2 separate regions of the Homo sapiens genome follow, and region 2 is linked to region 1. Evidence: chromatin loops called from intact Hi-C (ENCODE). Cell type or tissue: gastrocnemius medialis. All regions are shown on one strand. Links, peaks and the distances in the headings refer to the core of each region. The heading gives the core; the rest is flanking DNA.

The links. Peaks named below come from ENCODE experiments on the same cell type or tissue, not always from the same donor. Only the 100,000 strongest peaks of a DNase experiment are listed, where the experiment ranks them.
Region 2: a loop joins it to region 1, with 4 times the contacts of the local background. A loop is called at or near these places in 17 of 110 quality-filtered maps.

What each region holds. Positions count from the first base shown.
Region 1 is chr2:96,838,545-96,846,861 of GRCh38, forward strand. It overlaps ANKRD23 (ankyrin repeat domain 23), which reads right to left and starts at 5,477. Exons shown (of 9, transcript NM_144994.8): 1 at 5,422-5,477; 2 at 3,821-3,967; 3 at 3,516-3,641; 4 at 2,243-2,368; 5 at 1,872-1,970; 6 at 1,688-1,786; 7 at 1,453-1,551; 8 at 1,183-1,281; 9 at 1-1,100. The coding sequence starts at 5,448. The coding sequence ends at 1,005. RefSeq lists silencers at 1,032-1,091, 1,232-1,331, 6,668-6,857 and an enhancer at 2,924-3,529. In gastrocnemius medialis, for the core only: no CTCF peak of the experiment used is centred there; DNase peaks (open chromatin) are centred at 2,760, 4,187, 5,547, 6,211 and 2 weaker places; H3K4me3 peaks cover 3,880 bases; H3K27ac peaks cover 7,650 bases.
Region 2 is chr2:96,765,635-96,773,951 of GRCh38, forward strand. All of the region lies in intron 1 of CNNM4 (cyclin and CBS domain divalent metal cation transport mediator 4), which reads left to right. Among named protein-coding and RNA genes, the nearest start is that of CNNM4, 8.9 kb to the left of the region's middle. RefSeq lists enhancers at 3,803-4,737, 7,562-7,691. In gastrocnemius medialis, for the core only: no CTCF peak of the experiment used is centred there; DNase peaks (open chromatin) are centred at 4,407 and 5,061; H3K27ac peaks cover 3,323 bases.

The DNA of each region.
Region 1 (8,317 bases), core at 88-8,087:
TGGCCTCCCAGGTGGGATCAAGCAGGGTGGGTGCAGCTGCAGCGTTCCAGGCAAGAGCTCAAGCTCCAGTACCAGGAACATAAGGGGACATAAGGGCCTCAGGCAAACTAGGGTTACGGGCCACTGCCCCAAGAGTTGAGTGGGCCACAAGCAATCCCCAGTGCCCAGGCGCTTCCCCATGAGAGCCGCCAGCAGGCAACGGTGTGCCAGGCCGGCCTGAGCGGGGCCAGTACACAGTGGGTGCGAGGCTTCTCTCAAATGCGCGCTCCAGCTCATCAGTCTTAGGGCTTCTGAGGCAACCTAGTGGGTCCTGGACTTCTGTTGCTGTGGGGCCTCAAACCTGTTGAGTAGCCACCTCAGATGACCAGAACCCACCTCCAGAGTTCCTATGACCAAAGTTGTCTAGAGCCGCTCCGGACACTGCCAGGGTTGCTACTGACAGGAATGGGGTCCCCAGAGAAAGCCATGCCCACAGGCATCCACCAGCTGCAGACAGGCCCGGCCCCTGCATGGCCTGCCTTGGCTGCACCTTGTACATCCTGGATGGCATCTGCCGGCCACGGGCTGAGTCCCCACACACACAGACTGGCCCTGGAGAGAGCAAGGCAAGCCCCCTAACCTGGGACAAGTGGACACTGAGGACTCCCAGACCCAGCCCTGGGTGGCTCCAGCTTGGGACTGCTCCCTTAAGGCTCGTTCTTGGCCCTCACTCTCCTCCCCTTCCTGGCCCTCATCTGGACCCGCGCTTTCTGCTGCCTTGTGGTCCTCTGCTCCAGCCCTGGGAGGGAACGCGGCTCCCCTGACACTCGAAGCCAGGGAGGCCTCTCTCTTTGCCTGCTGGGCCCGGTGCCGCTCTTCAGTTCTGCCAGGGCTGCTGAGGCGGCACAGGCCAGAGAGGGAGGAACCAGGGCTGAGGGCAGGAACCACAGAGGTGCAGACGCGGGGGCGGGGCACAGGATGGAATGGTGGCAGTGCGAAAGGCGCGGCGGGGGGCGGTGCTGCGGTCAGCACCGGGTGCGGGGATGCGCCACGTGGGCCTGCAGGGCCTCCCGGATGCCGCGCTGCCAGTCTCGAGCCAGCTGCACCGGGGTCACGGAGGCCTGGGAGCAACGGTGTGGGTCAGTCCCTTGCAGGCGCTCCACCCGCCCTCGGGTCAGGAGCCAGGGCTGCGCCCACACTCACCGCGTTCCGCACCCCCAGCTCGGCCCCATAGAGCAGCAGTAGCTTCATGGCTTTGTAGCTGCCGTGCCGCACGGCCTCGTGCAGAGCCGTGTCCCCTTCCTGCTGAGAACGCAGGCAGTCAAGCTTCTGCCTCCGCGTGCTGCCCTCCTCATGCAGGAAGGTCAGGGCTGCTGTCACCGAGCAGACAGCACCTCTGGTCCTGGCTGGGGCTCCTCAGTCCCTGCTCCTCTGGAGCTGTCCGAGCCGGAAAAGACCAAGCGCCTGCCTTACCTTATCCTGTGCGTTCAGGTGGGCGCCACACTCGATGAGGTGCTCCAGGCAGTCGGGGTGCCGGGTGCGCACTGCCACGTGCAGGGGGGTGCTCCCGATCTGAGAGCAAGTGGGGGTCAGTGCTGGGTCTGGATTGGTGAGGCCTCCCTAACCCATGGGACTACGTGCTCTCTTCTCCAGGAACAGCGTCTGCTCCCGTGTTCCCGACAGGCCCCCAAAGCACCGTGCCCCTCACCTTGTCCCGGGCATTGACCCGGGCTCCCTGGTTAAGCAGCTGTTTGAGGATGACCAGATGTCCTCCGCGGCAGGCCCAGAACACAGGTGTCCTGTCCAGCTGCAAAACAAAAGCACCCAAGCACTCAGCTGCTGGGATGTGAAGCTGGGCGTCGACCAGAGGCTGGGCCTTTCCCCATCCTCACCAAGTCTCGCGCGTCCACTGTGGCACCTGCCACCAGCAGCTTGTTCACCAGCTGGCTGTGACCCTTCAGACAGGCCCAGTGCAAGGCGGTGCGGTGGAGCTGAGGGCAGAGATGGAAGATTAGGCAGAGGGAGTGCAGCCACCCCTAGAGACCCCACGCGGTCCCCTTCCCAGGGCCAGGTCCCTGAATGGAATTGCCACTTCCCCCACCACGCGATGGGCCGCTCCCTCTCCTCCGTCTGCAGGTGCCACTGGATTCATGCCCATAAGAGTGAAAATCCCTGCAGCCTCCTAGGCCAGGACTTGAACACACTGAAGGCAGCGCTCCTGCAGCTGCAGCTGCTGCCAGCCGACTCACCCAACCTGTGCTACCTTGTCATGGGCATTGGGGTCCCCTCCGTCTGTCAAGTACTTGTCAATCAGGTACTCCTGGTTCTCAGCAGCTGCCTTCAGGAACATCTCCAGGCCCACAGGCTCCACCTGGGCCTGGGACTGCGGCTGGTTCAGTTGAAGACAAGACCAAATCACTCCCGAAGGCCGCAGGTGCCCAAGATGTCACAGCTTCACCAGTCTGGCCCACGGGTCCCATGCAGCCCACCAAGGAACACTGCTGGCTCGTACTAATGCAGTTTCTTATTCTAATCCCACGCCAGGAGATTGAATAGACTGTGTGTGTGTGAGCGTGTGTGTTATGGATTGACTTGTATCTCCCCAAGATTCGTATGAAGTACTAACCCCAGGTACCTCAGAATGTGACCTTATTTGGAAACAGAGTCACTGAGGATGTAATTAGTTAAGATGAGGTCACACCGGCGTATGGTGGGCCCCTCACCAATATGACTTGTGTTAAAGTGGGCTCTAATCCAATGTGACTGATGTCCTTATGAAAGGGGACACGTGGGCCGGATGCGGTGGCTCATGCCTGTAATCCCAGCACTTTGGGAGGCTGAGGCGGGCAGACCACAAGGACAGGAGATTGAGACCATCCTGGCTAACACGGTGAAACCCCATCTCTACTAAAAATACAAAAAAAAATTAGCCGGGCGTGGTGGCGGGTGCCTGTGGTCCCAGCTACTCGGGAGGCTGAGGCAGGAGAATGGCATGAACCCGGGAGGCAGAGCTTGCAGTAATCCGAGATCGTGCCACTGCTCTCCAGCCTGGGCAACAGAGCGAGACTCCGTCTCAAAAAAAAAAAAAAAAAAAAAAAAAAAGTTGGGGGAGACACATGGACACAGGCATGCACACAGGCAGAACGCCCAGCAAACATGAAGGCAATAGTTGGGTGATACATCTACAAGCCAAGGAACGCCAAAGATCACCAGCATCCACCAGAAGCCGGAGAGGCATGAAGGGATTCTCCCTCACCACCCTCAGAGGGAACCAGCCTCGCCAACACCTTCCTGTTAGCCTTCCAGCCCCCAGGACAGCGAGGTGACACATGCCTGCTGTTGAGGCTGTCCAGGCTGTGGGACTTTGTTATGGCAGCCCTGGCGGACACATCCGCGGGGGCTCTGGAGTGGATTTAATGGGCTCCCCAGGCACTGGCTGTGTGGTCCTGGCCTGCAGTGCCCACTCTGCCCCAAGCCCTTCCTCTGGAACTGGAGCCCTGGTGTGTGCACTGCCCTAACCCCGACCTCCCACTCACCTTAACCAGGGGCTCAGGTTTCCTGGGGGGGACTCTGTGTCTCAGTCGCTTTTTCCGTCTTTGAACCAAGTTTTCCAAGTCAGCCAGGTTATCCAGATTAAATCTGGTACTGTTAAATCTTTCAAGCTGGGGCAGAAGACAAGACCATGCCAGCCATCAGCCGCTGGTCAAGAGATCTCTCTGCCCTGCCGACAGGAGACACCAGCTGCTCAGGCTGCCCCACCAGAGTCCCTCCAGGCCTCACTGCTCAGCCGGCCTCAGGGATTAGCCACTGCCCCCAACCCCGGCCCCCGCCCCTCTCTCACTTTCTTCTTCTTCTCTTCTTCCAATTTCAGCTTCTCCCGGGCCACAGCCTCTTGGGGGCCCCTCCTCCAGTCACTAGGCCAGGCTCCAGGGTCAGGAACTCCATGTCCAAATCCCAACACTTTCCCTTCAACTCTTTCTCCACTTACCTGTAGGAACAGGATATGAGTACTGAGTTGGGAAAATTGGAGGAACCCTTAGAAAACAGAGCTGTGGAGTAGCAGGGAGCTGTCTTATAAGGGCAGATGTCACAAGGCTGGTGCCCGGGATGGGAGCCGGCCTCAAAGCTCCTGCAGTCCAGAGTGCTGGCAAGCTCCCTCACCCTGTGGGTGCTGCAGGCTCCGCAACTGTGTCATCAGCTGACACCCAGGGGGACAACGGATCCCCGCCTACCCTGCTCCTGTCAGCAGGAACACAGCTGGGGGGACATGAGGCCACAACCTATTTATACTGCTGGGCATTTGCCCAGGTAGCCTCAGGGCAGATGACACCTTAGCTTCCCCCATGTTGTTAAGATTCCTACCAGATCATACTGACTGCCACCTGACTCCAAGCTCAGAGGGACAGAGAAGTCCCCCCGGGGTAAAATTCTAAATGCCTGGGTTCAGTTCTCGGCTCCTTTTGAAGCTACATTTAAGCTCAAACACTTAAGGCAATTGCCTAAAGGAGTTGTGAAGGTTATGAGTTATTGGGACCTGTGCCTGGGGCAAAGCCTCCGTAGCAAACACCCATGCTTCCTCCCACCGGGCCCCACCTCAGGAGTTCAGGAGCTGGGGAGCACTGAGGAATCAGCCTGTTGTGGGGAAAGAACAGGGTGGAATGATAGGGTAACAGATCCTAGGACTTTCTAGTCAGGTAGAACCATATTCCTTCTAAAGAACTCTAGCAACCTAACACCTCCCTGCCATTTGCCTCCCGCCAGAGGCTGCACCAGGCTGGGGCCAGCAGCCCACAGATGGGCTTGCTGGGCCTCACACCCTCCAGGCCCCTCGTCACTCAAACCGACATCCCTAAGAGTCACTGTTTCCCTCACTGCCCAGGGAGCGAAAGAGCACCCTTCCCTATCCCCAAGGCAGCCAGGACCTCTGGCCATTTCCAGAGCAACAACTATCATGGTGCTTAAGCTGAACTACAACCACCACAGCCACACTTGCATCTTCCAAAGTAACCTGCCATTTCCTGTTCCTCTTTCACCATCACTATCCAGGGCAAAACTCACTGAACTCAAGGATTTTCATGTCTTCTTTCCCATTCGACTTCCCTCTCTTGCTCCCTAACCCCCTCACCACCTCACATGAGAACCGAGCAGACACACCAGAAAGAACCGCACGCTCAGCCGGGTGTGGGGGTACACGCCTGGAGTCCCAGCTACTTGGGAGGCCCAGGTGGGAGGATCACTTGAGCGTGGGACTTCAAGGCCAGGCTGGGCAACACAGCAAGACTCCGTTTCAAAAAATACAGATTTTTATAAAAGAACTGCATGCTTCCCTGCACCTAAGACTTGACCCTCACACCACAGAAAGAAGCTGCCAGCCCTCTCTAGCCAGCCTCCTCCTATCAAGCCGGTCCCAGGGTGCCTCCCACCTCCGTCCCACATCCTTACCAACTGCTGAATGCTGATGAAGTCCATGGTCCCCCCTGTTCCTCACACCCCCCAGTGAGAAGAGCTGAACTGCTCAGCCCTTTATAGGAGCGCCTGGAGACGGGCAGGGGTGGACAGGGAAGGACTGGCGCAGGTGCAAGCCCCTGGGCCAGATGACTCTGGGACTCTGTCACACCAACTAAAATACCAGTCTGGGAATGCAGCCCACTGGGGAAAAGAAAAGGAGCTGTTTGGAGATGAGTTGGCTGCATCCTCGGACACCCACTCCTGCACCTCTGCCATGCCCCACACCTACTCAGGGGCCATTTAACCAACACACTGCTAGCCCAGATTCGGGTGAAACGTGTTCCCCTCTCCTAAGTTTAGATGCCACTCCTGAAGAAAGCCCAGCCTGGGCCTCCATGTTGTAGGGCCGGCTGCCTGTGAACCTGAAAGCCCAGCCTAGGTGGCTGAGCAAGGAGGCTGGAAGCCTGAGGGGGTGGTCGGGAGGGGCAGGAGCGGCCAGCCTACAGCCTCAGCCCTCATGGTGGCCACGTGAGGAAACCGTGATCTCCCAACTTGCAGTTTCAAGGCTGCCCTTCCCTTCCCTGTGCTGTGGGTTTCTCGCCCCCGGGCTCCCCCGCTCCTCCCTCAGTGCTCTGAGAGCACATGGCAGCTGCCCCAGCCCCGAAGCCAAGCCTGGCGCCTGTCCTCGGGCCTCTGGAAGTCCTCCCCGCCCCTCTACAAGCCCCTACCAGACGCTCTCCAGGGACGGAGTGTGCCCCTCCAGCCACAGGAAAGGGGAGACTGATCCGCGTCAGGTCCCGGGATGGAATAGTAACCATGAAATCCAGCCGCAGAGCAATGTGTCTCAAGCCATCAGTCACCCTTCCTAATTCTCAGGAAGCCAGGCATGCCCTTCACCCAGCTGAACCTTGAACTCCGCCTTGGCCTTTGCAAGGAAATCAGCCAGTAAATAAGACCCCAAAATCGGAGCAACCTGAGAAGACATGACCAGGGTACAAGGAGGGAGAACTGTGGCCAAGGATGGCCACAGGCCCCAGATGGCTCCCCAGCTCCCAAAGAACTGGCCTCTTGGAAGGGCTTCCACATTTTCAGAGAACTCAGGAAAAGGCAGAGCTTTCTTAGAAAACTCAGTTCTTGGCCCGGCAACAGTGAGACTCCGTCTAAAAAAAAAAAAAAAAAAAAGTTTTCTTTTTTTTTTTAATTTTTTGAGACGGAATCTCGCTCTGTGGCCTGGGCTAGAGTGCAGTGGCGCGATCTCAGCTCACTGCAACCTCCACCTCCCGGGTTCAAGCAATTCTCCTGCCTCAGCCTCCCGAGTAGCTGGGATTACAGGCACCTGCCACTATGCCCAGCTAATTTTTTATATTTTTAGTAGAGACGGTGTTTCACCATGTTGGCCAGGCTGGTCCTGAACTCCTGACCTTGTGATTCACCCGCCTCAGCCTCCCAGAGTGCTGGGATTACAGGCTTGTGCTATCGCGCCCAGCTGAAAACTTAGTTCTTAGGCTAAATTTAGGGTGCTTTTTTCAGACAAAGGTGTTCCTTGCTTTTTTTTTTTTTTTTCTTTTTGAGATGGAGTTTCACTCTTGGTGCCCAGGCTGGAGTGCAATGGCGCGATCTTGGCTCACCGCAACCTCCACCTCCCCGGTTCAAGTGATTCTCCTGCCTCAGCCTCCCGAGTAGCTGGGGTTACAGGCACGTGCCATCACCCTGGCTAATTTTGTATTTTTAGTAGAGATGGGGCTTCTCCATGTTGGTCAAGCTGGTCTCAAACTCCTGACCTCAGGTGACACCCAGCCTGTTCCTTGCTTTTGGTTATGAGGAGGGAAAGAGTCATCTAAAATGAGGGCAAAGGGGCCGGGCGTGGTGGCTCACACCTGTAATCCCAGTACTTTGGGAGGCTGAGGTGGGCAGATCACCTGAGGTCAAGAGTTCGAGACCAGCCTGGCCAACATGGTGAAACCCCGTCTCTACTAAAAATATAAAAATTAGCCAGGCACCTGTAGTCCCAGCTACTTGGGAGGCTGAGGCACAAGAATCACTTGATCCCTGGAGGTAGAGGTTGTGGTGAGCCAAAATCGCACCACTGCACTCCAGCCCGATGACAGAGCGGGACTCGGTCTCAAAAAAAAAAAAAATAAAATGAGTGCAAAGAAACAAGAAAAAGTAAGACTGGCCACCACTGTCCACTCCAACTCACAAACACCCCTCAGCACGTGGCACTGGAGGAGCGGCGTTTTGCACCCCCAGGCTTCAGGGAAGTTCTCAATAGAAAACCCATTAGTTGTCTCATATGACTGGTATTAACTCTGACTTAAAAAAAAAAATCAAGCCAGAAACAGTGTGTTGAGCAAGAAAGGAAAAAAGATTCCTTATTAAAAGTTCAAACATAAACAGAAGGCTCAGGACCTCCTTGACTACCTCTCTTGCCACGTGGCCCAGGAGAAACCATGGCTGGCAGTTTAACAGCCACCCTCCTGCTTCTGCTCTGTGCATTTTGTGGATGCACATCCACGTTTTTCTTTTCTTTTGAGACAGGGTCTCACTCTGTTGCCCAGGCTGGAATGCAATGGCGCGATCTCGGCTCACTGCAACCTCCACCTCCCGGGTTCAAGCGATTCCCCTGCCTCAGCCTCCAGAGTAGCTGGGATTAGAGGCACCTGCCACCACATACGGCTAATTTTTGTATTTTTAGTAGAGACAGGGTTTTACTGTGTTAGCCAGGATGGTCTCGAACTCCTGACCTTAGGTGATCCTCCCACCTCGGCCTCCCAAAGTGCTGGGCTTACAGGCGTGAGCCACTGCTCCTGGCCTACATCCACGTATAGATCCATACATTTATACATGATCTTAGCCAAAAGGCTGAGAGGCAATCACATTCTACAGGCAT
Region 2 (8,317 bases), core at 53-8,052, 73 kb before region 1:
CCTTGAGGGTAGAGGCCATGCCTTCTTAGTGTTTTCACCACTCAGTGCTTGGTAAAGAGACGGGTCTCCAGTAAGTGTTGGACAAATGAATGAACAATGGATGACTCTCTGGCAAGCCCCACTGGCCTTTTTGCTGTTCTTTTTTTCTTTCTTTCTTTCTTTCTTTTTTTTTTTTTTGAGACGGAGTTTCGCTCTCATTGCCCCGGCTGGAGTGCAATGGCACCATCTCGGCTCACTGCAACCTCCACCTCCGATTCTCCTGTCTCAGCCTCCCGAGTAGCTGGGATTACAGGCGCCCGCCACCACGCCCGGCTATTTTTTGTATTTTTAGTAGAGATGGGGTTTCACCATGTTGGCCAGGCTGGTTGCGAACTCCTGACCTCAGGTGATCCACCCACCTCAGCCTCCCAAAGTGCTGGGATTACAGGTGTGAGCCACCACACCTGGCCTTTTTTTTTTTCTTTTCTTTTTTTTTTTTTTGAGACAGAGTTTCACTCTGGCATGATCTCGGCTCACTGCAACCTCCACCTCCCAGGTTCAAGCTATTCTTGTGCCTCAGCCTCCCAAGTAACAGGGATTACAGGTGCATGCTACCACATCTGGCTGATTTTTGTATTTTTAGTAGAGATGGGGTTTCACCATGTTAGCTAGGCTAGTCTTGAACTCCTGACCTCAAGCGATCTGCCCACCTCGGCCTCCCAAAGTGCTGGGATTACAGGTGTGAGCCACCGTGCCTGGCCCTTTTTGCTGTTCTTAAACACACCAGGATGCTCCCACCATGGGGCCTTTGCCCTGGTTGTTTCCTTGGGCTGGAATATTCTTCTCCAGAAGTCAGCATGGCTCACTGTCTTCCCAGGTCACCTCTCAGTGGGGCCTTCTTGCCACCTTGTTTAAAACTGCACCCACCATCCCACCCCAACTTCCTAATCTCCCCTGCCCTGTGCCGATTTCTTCTCTTCTCGTAGCACACATTGCTCTCTAGCATCTATGTAATTTGCTGATTTACTGTGTTGTCTACTGTCTGTCTCCTCCCACTGGCATATAAGTTTCAAAGGGCAGGTCTCTTTGTTTTGCTCATCAATGTATCTCTAGCCCCTAGAATGGCTCTTGGCACATAGTAAGGCCTCCATCCATGGCACTGAGTGAGTAAGTGAGTGAATGAATACCTGTCTGTTTTGGCAGAGGATCATTCCCATTTTAATAGTGTTAGAATTCTGAGGAGCTGATGAGTGCAAAGAAAAATGGGTGTTGTGCACTTACCGGGTTCAGAGTTCCAGCCACACAGGACAGACAGGAGGAGTGCCTGGGATGACATGTCAGGGACTGAGAAGTAGAGTTTGGGGCCTTGAGTGTGATGCATGGTTCCTCTCCATGTGCCTCAGTTTCCCCACCAGTAAGTGGTCTTTGGCCACTGGGGGTTTACACAGCTTCCCTCATTAGATGAGTCATGAATGTGCTCCTACACACTTAGAGACGGGCTAGGGGCATCGATGCAGAGGTAGGGGCCGAGTGTCCCTAGGAGTAAGGCAGGGGTACAGCCTTGCAGCACTTCTGTCTCCCAGCTCACGGCAGTTAGTGCCAGATATCTGTGGAACCCCATGCTGCGTGCAAGACGTGATGCTAGGTGATGCAGGACCACAGGAGTAAGATCATCGAGTTGGTGAGACAAGCCCTCAGGCCTGAGAGTCTCCTGTGATTTGAACCTTGGCCCTTCCGCTTAAACCTCGCCTGGAACTGTTTGCAGTACTGGGTGTTGTGGGTGGGTTTGTCCACCTTGGAATCTCAGAACAAAGCCACCTCCAGCTCCTCCTGCCCCAGTTTGTGTTTTGCCTTCACCACTCTCCCAGACCCTGAAGCTAAGTAATGAAGGAAGAGGGCAGAGCTCTGCACCCCCCTTGCAGCCCACCTTCCAGCTTCTAGCTGTGCCTCACCCTCTGGGACACTCCTTCCCTCCCAGGTACTTAGCTCATCTTTAAACACCTTATCTTTCCCCACCCACCTTATAACCACCTAGACCCTGTATAGACCTGGGTGTAACTCCAGCCAGCCTGGTCACTGACCTGTGAGGTGGCCTTGGACCTGTTACTCCTCCTCTCAGCAAGGTAGTGCAGTATAAATTGGTGGGGAAAAGCTAGAAATATTTTCATTAAAAAAATCCTCCTGGCTGTGGCTCACGCCTGTAATCCTAGCACTTTGGGAGCTCTTTGGGTGGGTCACTTGAGGCTAGGAGTTCGAGACCAGCCTGGCCAACATGGCAAAACCCCATCTTTACTAAAAAAATGCAAAAATTAGCTGGGTATGATGGCACATGCCTATAATCCCAGCTACTGGGGTGGCTGAGGCAGGAGAATCGCTTGAACGGAGGTTGCAGTGAGCTGAGATTGCACCACTGCACTCCAGCCTGGGCGATAGAGCAAGACTCTGTCTCAAAAAACAAAACAAAACGAAACAACAACAACAACAAAACACCCATATTTTCATCTAGGCTGTGTCAGATTTTCCCACTGACTTAATTTTATTCCCGCAACAACTTTATGAAGTTGAGAAAAAACACTGCATGATTTTTGCATTCACTTTTGGTTCCTCTTATCTGACACACCTTAAGTAACTTATCCTCCACACCCCACCCTCCCATCCGCACCTGCTTATTCATCCATTTGTTCAACCAACAGTGACCGTTTTGAAGCCTCTGTGTCAGACACTGTGCAGGCTGTTGGGAATCAGAGATGAATAAAACTGCCCTGTTCACAGAACTCACAGTCTACCAAGGAGAGAGACACGTGAACAACGCCTAGCTGCACAGAGCTCACAGATAGGGTGCCGTGGGGCTGAGGGAGGGCAGGCCTGTGAGATGCTTCTGAAGTGAGAGTAACTAGACTCGTTGATCCTTGTGGAGATCTGGGAGTCAGGGCCCGGAAGTAGTTGTGAAAGTCTGAGGTTTCTAGCTTGGGATTCAGGTTGATTATGTCATTTAACTGCAATCGGGAAAGGGGGACGAAGAGACAGTTTAGTGAGGGCAGAGGGAGGTAAGTGGTGGTCATAATAATGGTGTGACCCGTTGCTGAGCTCCTTCTCCGTGCCCAGCATTGTTTACACTGGAGCTTCTCACACTCGACTGCCTGGACATTTTGTTGAAATGCAGACTTGAACTCAGTGGGTCTGGGTGTGGCCCGAGAGTCTGCATTTCTGACAGGTTCTCAGATGATGCCCATGCTGCTGGCCCTGGACCACACCAGTGTGCAGTAACATCTAGGCAGGCATGCAGGGGAAAATGCCCACGTGAGGCTGAGGAGCAAGGCCAGGACAACGCTAAAAGGTTTAAGAGTCAGCCAAGAGGCCGGGTGCGGTGGCTTACGCCTGTAATCCCAGCACTTTGGGAGGCCGAGGCGGGCGGATCATGAGGTCAGGAGATCGAGACCATCCTGGCTAACACGGTAAAACCCTGTCTCTACTAAAAATACAAAAAATTAGCTGGGTGTGGTGGTGGGCGCCTGTAGTCCCAGCTACTCGGGAGGCTGAGGCAGGAGAATGGTGTGAACCCGGGAGGTGGAGCTTGCAGTGAGCCGAGATCGCGCCACTGCACTCCAGCCTGGGCAACAGAGCGAGACTCCGTCTCAATAAAAAAGGAGTCGGCCAAGAGCAGGCAGAATGGAGAGCTGCTGGGCACAGTGGCTTTGTAATCCCAGCACTTTGGGAGGCTGAGGCAGGTGGATCACCTGAGGTCAGGAGTTCAAGACCAGCCTGACCAACATGGTGAAACCCCGTCTCTACTAAAAATACAAAAATTAGGCGTGGTGGTGGGTGCCTGTAATCCCAGCTACTGCGGAGGCTGAGGCAGGAGAATAGCTTGAATCGGGAGGCGGAGGTTGCAGTGAGCCGAGATCGCGCCATTGCACTCCAGCCTGGGTGACAGAGTGAGACTCTGTCTCAAAAAAAAAAAAAAAAAGAATGTGTGAGAGAGGAAAGGACAGTGCAGGGGGTGTCAGTGTGTAAAAGCCAGGCTGAGGCGACTCCTTGATGGAGACGAAGAGAACCAAGGGGGCACGCTATTCGGGAGCCTCCTTGGAGGGTCAGATGGGGTGAAGACCATGCACAGACTGTGGGATGGGACCTTAGGCTGTGGGGTGCCCAGCGAGAGCAGCCTCGGACAAGTGGTGCCCGAAGGCAGCTTTGCACCGGTTCTCCGTCAGCCCTGCCTGGTAATAGCCTCAATATGGTGATTTGATCTCAAGAAGCTGCCTGGGGGCAGGTGTATCTGAGAGTGACAGGAGCTGGTTAATACTCCGGGTGCAGGCAGAGGTCCCAGCAGGGACAGCTGACAGAGCTGTGGCCAGGCTCCTTCTCACTTTCCCTTTAGTGCAGTGCTGTGGGAAGGGAACATGAGCACGTGGAGGGGCCTGGTGCGTGCCAGCCAGTGGGCAGCTGCACCTCCTTCCTGGCTGGCCCCATGCAGCCTATGGGCGGGTTCCCAAAGAGGAGCCAGCACTGAGAGGACACTCACGTGTCTTCACTTGACAGTTCTCTTCTCAGAGCTCTTGTTTGTGCAATGGAAGGCAATGCTGTGCATCGAGGCCCTGATAGGTTCTTAGTTATTCTGGTGTTTACTTTTCAAAGGTCTCGTATTTTTAACTAGGAAATCCCGCTCCAGTGTTTTTCTGCTCACCTCTGGTCAGGACGGGAAGCACCGAGCAGATGTTTAACCTTGAAAATGGGTGAATACACAGGAGCACAACATCAGGGAATGGCCCTACAGGATCAGCAGGGGGCCCTTGGGAAGGGGAGGCCTGTCTCGTAAGTAAAAGTCTGGGAAGACATTTCAGCGGAATTTGCTAGGGCGGGTAGACATGGCGTTTTCCACTCTGGTACGTGTTGCCCTGGGAGAGCTTGGACAAGACCCGAAGGCTGAGAGGTGAGCCTCACCGTCCTTCGCAGCAGCTTTGGGGGTGTGGCTCAGGCCTCCCGGGCTGCTTCCCCTCCTTTTCTAGACGGACTTGGCGGTGCGGATCCCTGGGTGCCTTCTCTCTGCACCCCTCCCACATGAACCTGGTTGACTGAACAGCAAGGACATCTTTGAGGGGAAGGAAGCCTGGCCCCTCTGAAGGAGTCGCTACTACAGGCCTCCAGTCTCCTTGAGGGCAGGGGCCAGCATGGTTGTCCTGCACTGAGCGCTGGCTCCTGAAAGGCCGCGCAGCCATGGAGAGTGTGTATGGAAAGGCAGCCTGGGCCAGGCCTCTGTCGCTGCCTTGGTGACTGATTTTCGCAGAGCCTCCTGGTTCCTTCTCCCCAGCCCGTGGGGGATGGACAGGCTGTCTCAAAGCCTTCCTGTGGTCTTAGGGATTCTTGGAACTCCTTAGCAGAACTGACTCTGAGATGTGTGAAGGTGCTAGAATTTCCAGAGGTACCCGGCTGGCCCTCGGCTGAGGGGGTGGGAAGCAGCTGTCTGGCCGGTAGCTGCCATTTGCTCCAACCTGCTGCACTACAGCTCTCAGCCCCTGTGTCTGCTGCCACGCCTGCCCTGCGCCTCGCTTACCCCTCTCCTCTCACCAGAATGTACTGTCGTGGAGAGGGTCAGAAGCTCCATAAAGGGCCCCTGGCTTATGTCGTAGGCTAGAGCCTGGACTCCTTACTTCTGTGCTTATTCCACTGTTAGATGATTTTCTTTTTTTTTTTTTTTATTTTGTTATTAGTGTTTATTATTTTTCCGTAGCCATAAAAGAGATACATCTCATTGCTGGAACTTGTCTCTATTAAAAACAAAACAAAACAAAAACCTTATAACAAACAGCATGGCTGGATGCAGTGGTTCACACCTATAATCCCAGTACTTTGGGAGGCCGAGGCGGGTGGATCACCTGAGGTCAGGAGTTCAAGACCAGCCTGGCCAACATGGTGAAACCCTGTCTCTACTTTTTAGACAAATACAAAAAATTTTAGCCGGTCGTGGTGGTGCATGCCTGTAATCCCAACTACTTGGGAGGCTGAGGCAGGAGAATTGCTTGAACCCGGTAGGTGGAGGTTACAGTGAGCCAAGATCGTGCCACTGCACTCCAGCCTGGGCGACAGAGCCACACTCCATCTCAAAAAAAAAAAAAAGAAAGAAAAAAGAAAGAAATCCTTGCTTTTTGGAACACAGTTTAGATGGGTTCTTCAGATTCCCTGCTGATAAGAAATTAAATCCTTATCCCCATCATCCTTTCGGAGTCTCTCAGAGAATCTGCACCAGGACAAGGGCTGGGCAGTGCTGTGCGCCTCTGCGGGAAGGTGAGCCCAGAGGCTGGGTGTACAGCTGCTAGTTTGTTTTGCTGGGGGTTAAACTTGGTGTTGCTGGAGCATTCCCCAGAGGTTACGATCAGAATTGCTTCCATGCTGCAGGGCTGATTTACTGTGAAGGGGTAGGGTTGTTGCAGGACTGGTTTCCCAGGCTCTCTGGAACGCCTGGTCTCTGGCCAGGAGGCAGCCTGGAGCCTCAGTGCAAGGAGGATCCCTCCCCTACCCCAGGTAGGGCCACTCCCACACATGTGCACACCCACACTCATACCCCACATAGGCACAGGCAGGCTTACTCCCACCTATGCTCACACACACACTCATACCCCCACAAAGGCACAGGCAGGCGCTTACACACCCCATGCGCGCACACACACTCATACCCCCACATAGGCACAGGCAGGCTCTACTCCCACCCGTGCGCACACACACTCATACCCCTCACATAGGCACAGGCAGGTGCTCACACACACGTGCGCACACACACTCATGCCCCCCACGTAGGCACAGGCAGGCGCTCACACACACATGCGCACACACACTCATACCCCCACATAGGCACAGGCAGGCTCGCTCTCACCCATGCACGCACACACACACTCATACCCCCCACAAAGGCACAGGCAGGCACTCACACACACATGCGTGCACACACATACACACTCATACCCCCACATAGGTACAGGCAGGCGCTCACTCACACATGCGCACACACACTCATACCCCCACATAGGCACAGGCAGGCGCTCACACACACATGCGTGCACACACACACACACACTCATACCCCCACATAGGCACAGGCAGGCGCTCACACACACATGCGTGCACACACACACACACACTCATACCCCCACATAGGCACAGGCAGGCGCTCACACACACATGCGCACACACACACACACTCATACCCGCACATAGGCACAGGCAGGCTCACTCCCACCCATGCTCACACACCCACACTCATACTCCCCACAAAGGCACAGGCAGGCTCGCTCTCACCCATGCACGCACACACACACTCATACCCCCCACAAAGGCACAGGCAGGTGCTCTCACACACTTGCACACACACACACTCCTACCTCCCAGATGCACAGGCAGGGCCACTCACACATGTTCACACCCACCTGCTAACCCCCCATGTGCACACACAGGCTCGCAAACGCCCACATTTATGCATACATGGACTGTCACCAGGAGTCCTGCCTTAAACCGAAACCTATTTCTCATGAAACTTTCCCAAGAGTTAGAAGTCAGTTTCAAAAATTAGTAAATGCTTGTACAGTGTGATTTATTTCATGAAATGCTCAAAATAGTGACTTTCTCTTCAGCTGCTAGTGATCTGGTCATCCACATTGAAGACTGTGTCCCCCTCAGACCTCATGGTGAGGACTAAGTGAGGTAAGGCGTGCAAGGTGCCGAGCCCTGTGCCCGGCACTGCGTAATCATGCTGTAAATATTAGTTATTTTTAAAATTATTATTGCTATTATCCAAAGGTGCCCCAGTTGACACTGATGCCAACCTGTGGCCACAGCAGTTCTCATACACTGTCTCCGTTGGCAGGCTGCCCTGCTGTTCAGGGTGGTGTCATTTTTGGAATTATAAATACACTGACACCTACCATGTACCCACAAAAATTTAAAATTAAATGAAATGGCAAGGCGCGGTGGCTCATGGCTGTAATCCCAGCACTTTGGGAGGTCGAGGTGGACAGACCACCTGAGGTCAGGAGTTTGAGACCAGCCTGGCCAACATGGTGAAATGCTGTCTCTACTAAAAGTACAAAAATTAGCTGGATGCGGTGGCGTGTGCCTGTAGTCCCACCTACTCAGGAGGCTAAGACTGGAGAATTGCTTGAACCCAGGAGGTGGAGGTTGCAGTGAGCCAAGATCATGCCACTGCACTCCAGCCTGGGTGACAGAGTAAGACTCCATCTAAAAAAAAAAAAAAAAAAGTTAATTAAATATAGAAAGCTTATTAAAAATAAATAAATAAATAAACTGAGCTCAAAAGAACCCTCTATATAATTATATGCTAATTCAGATG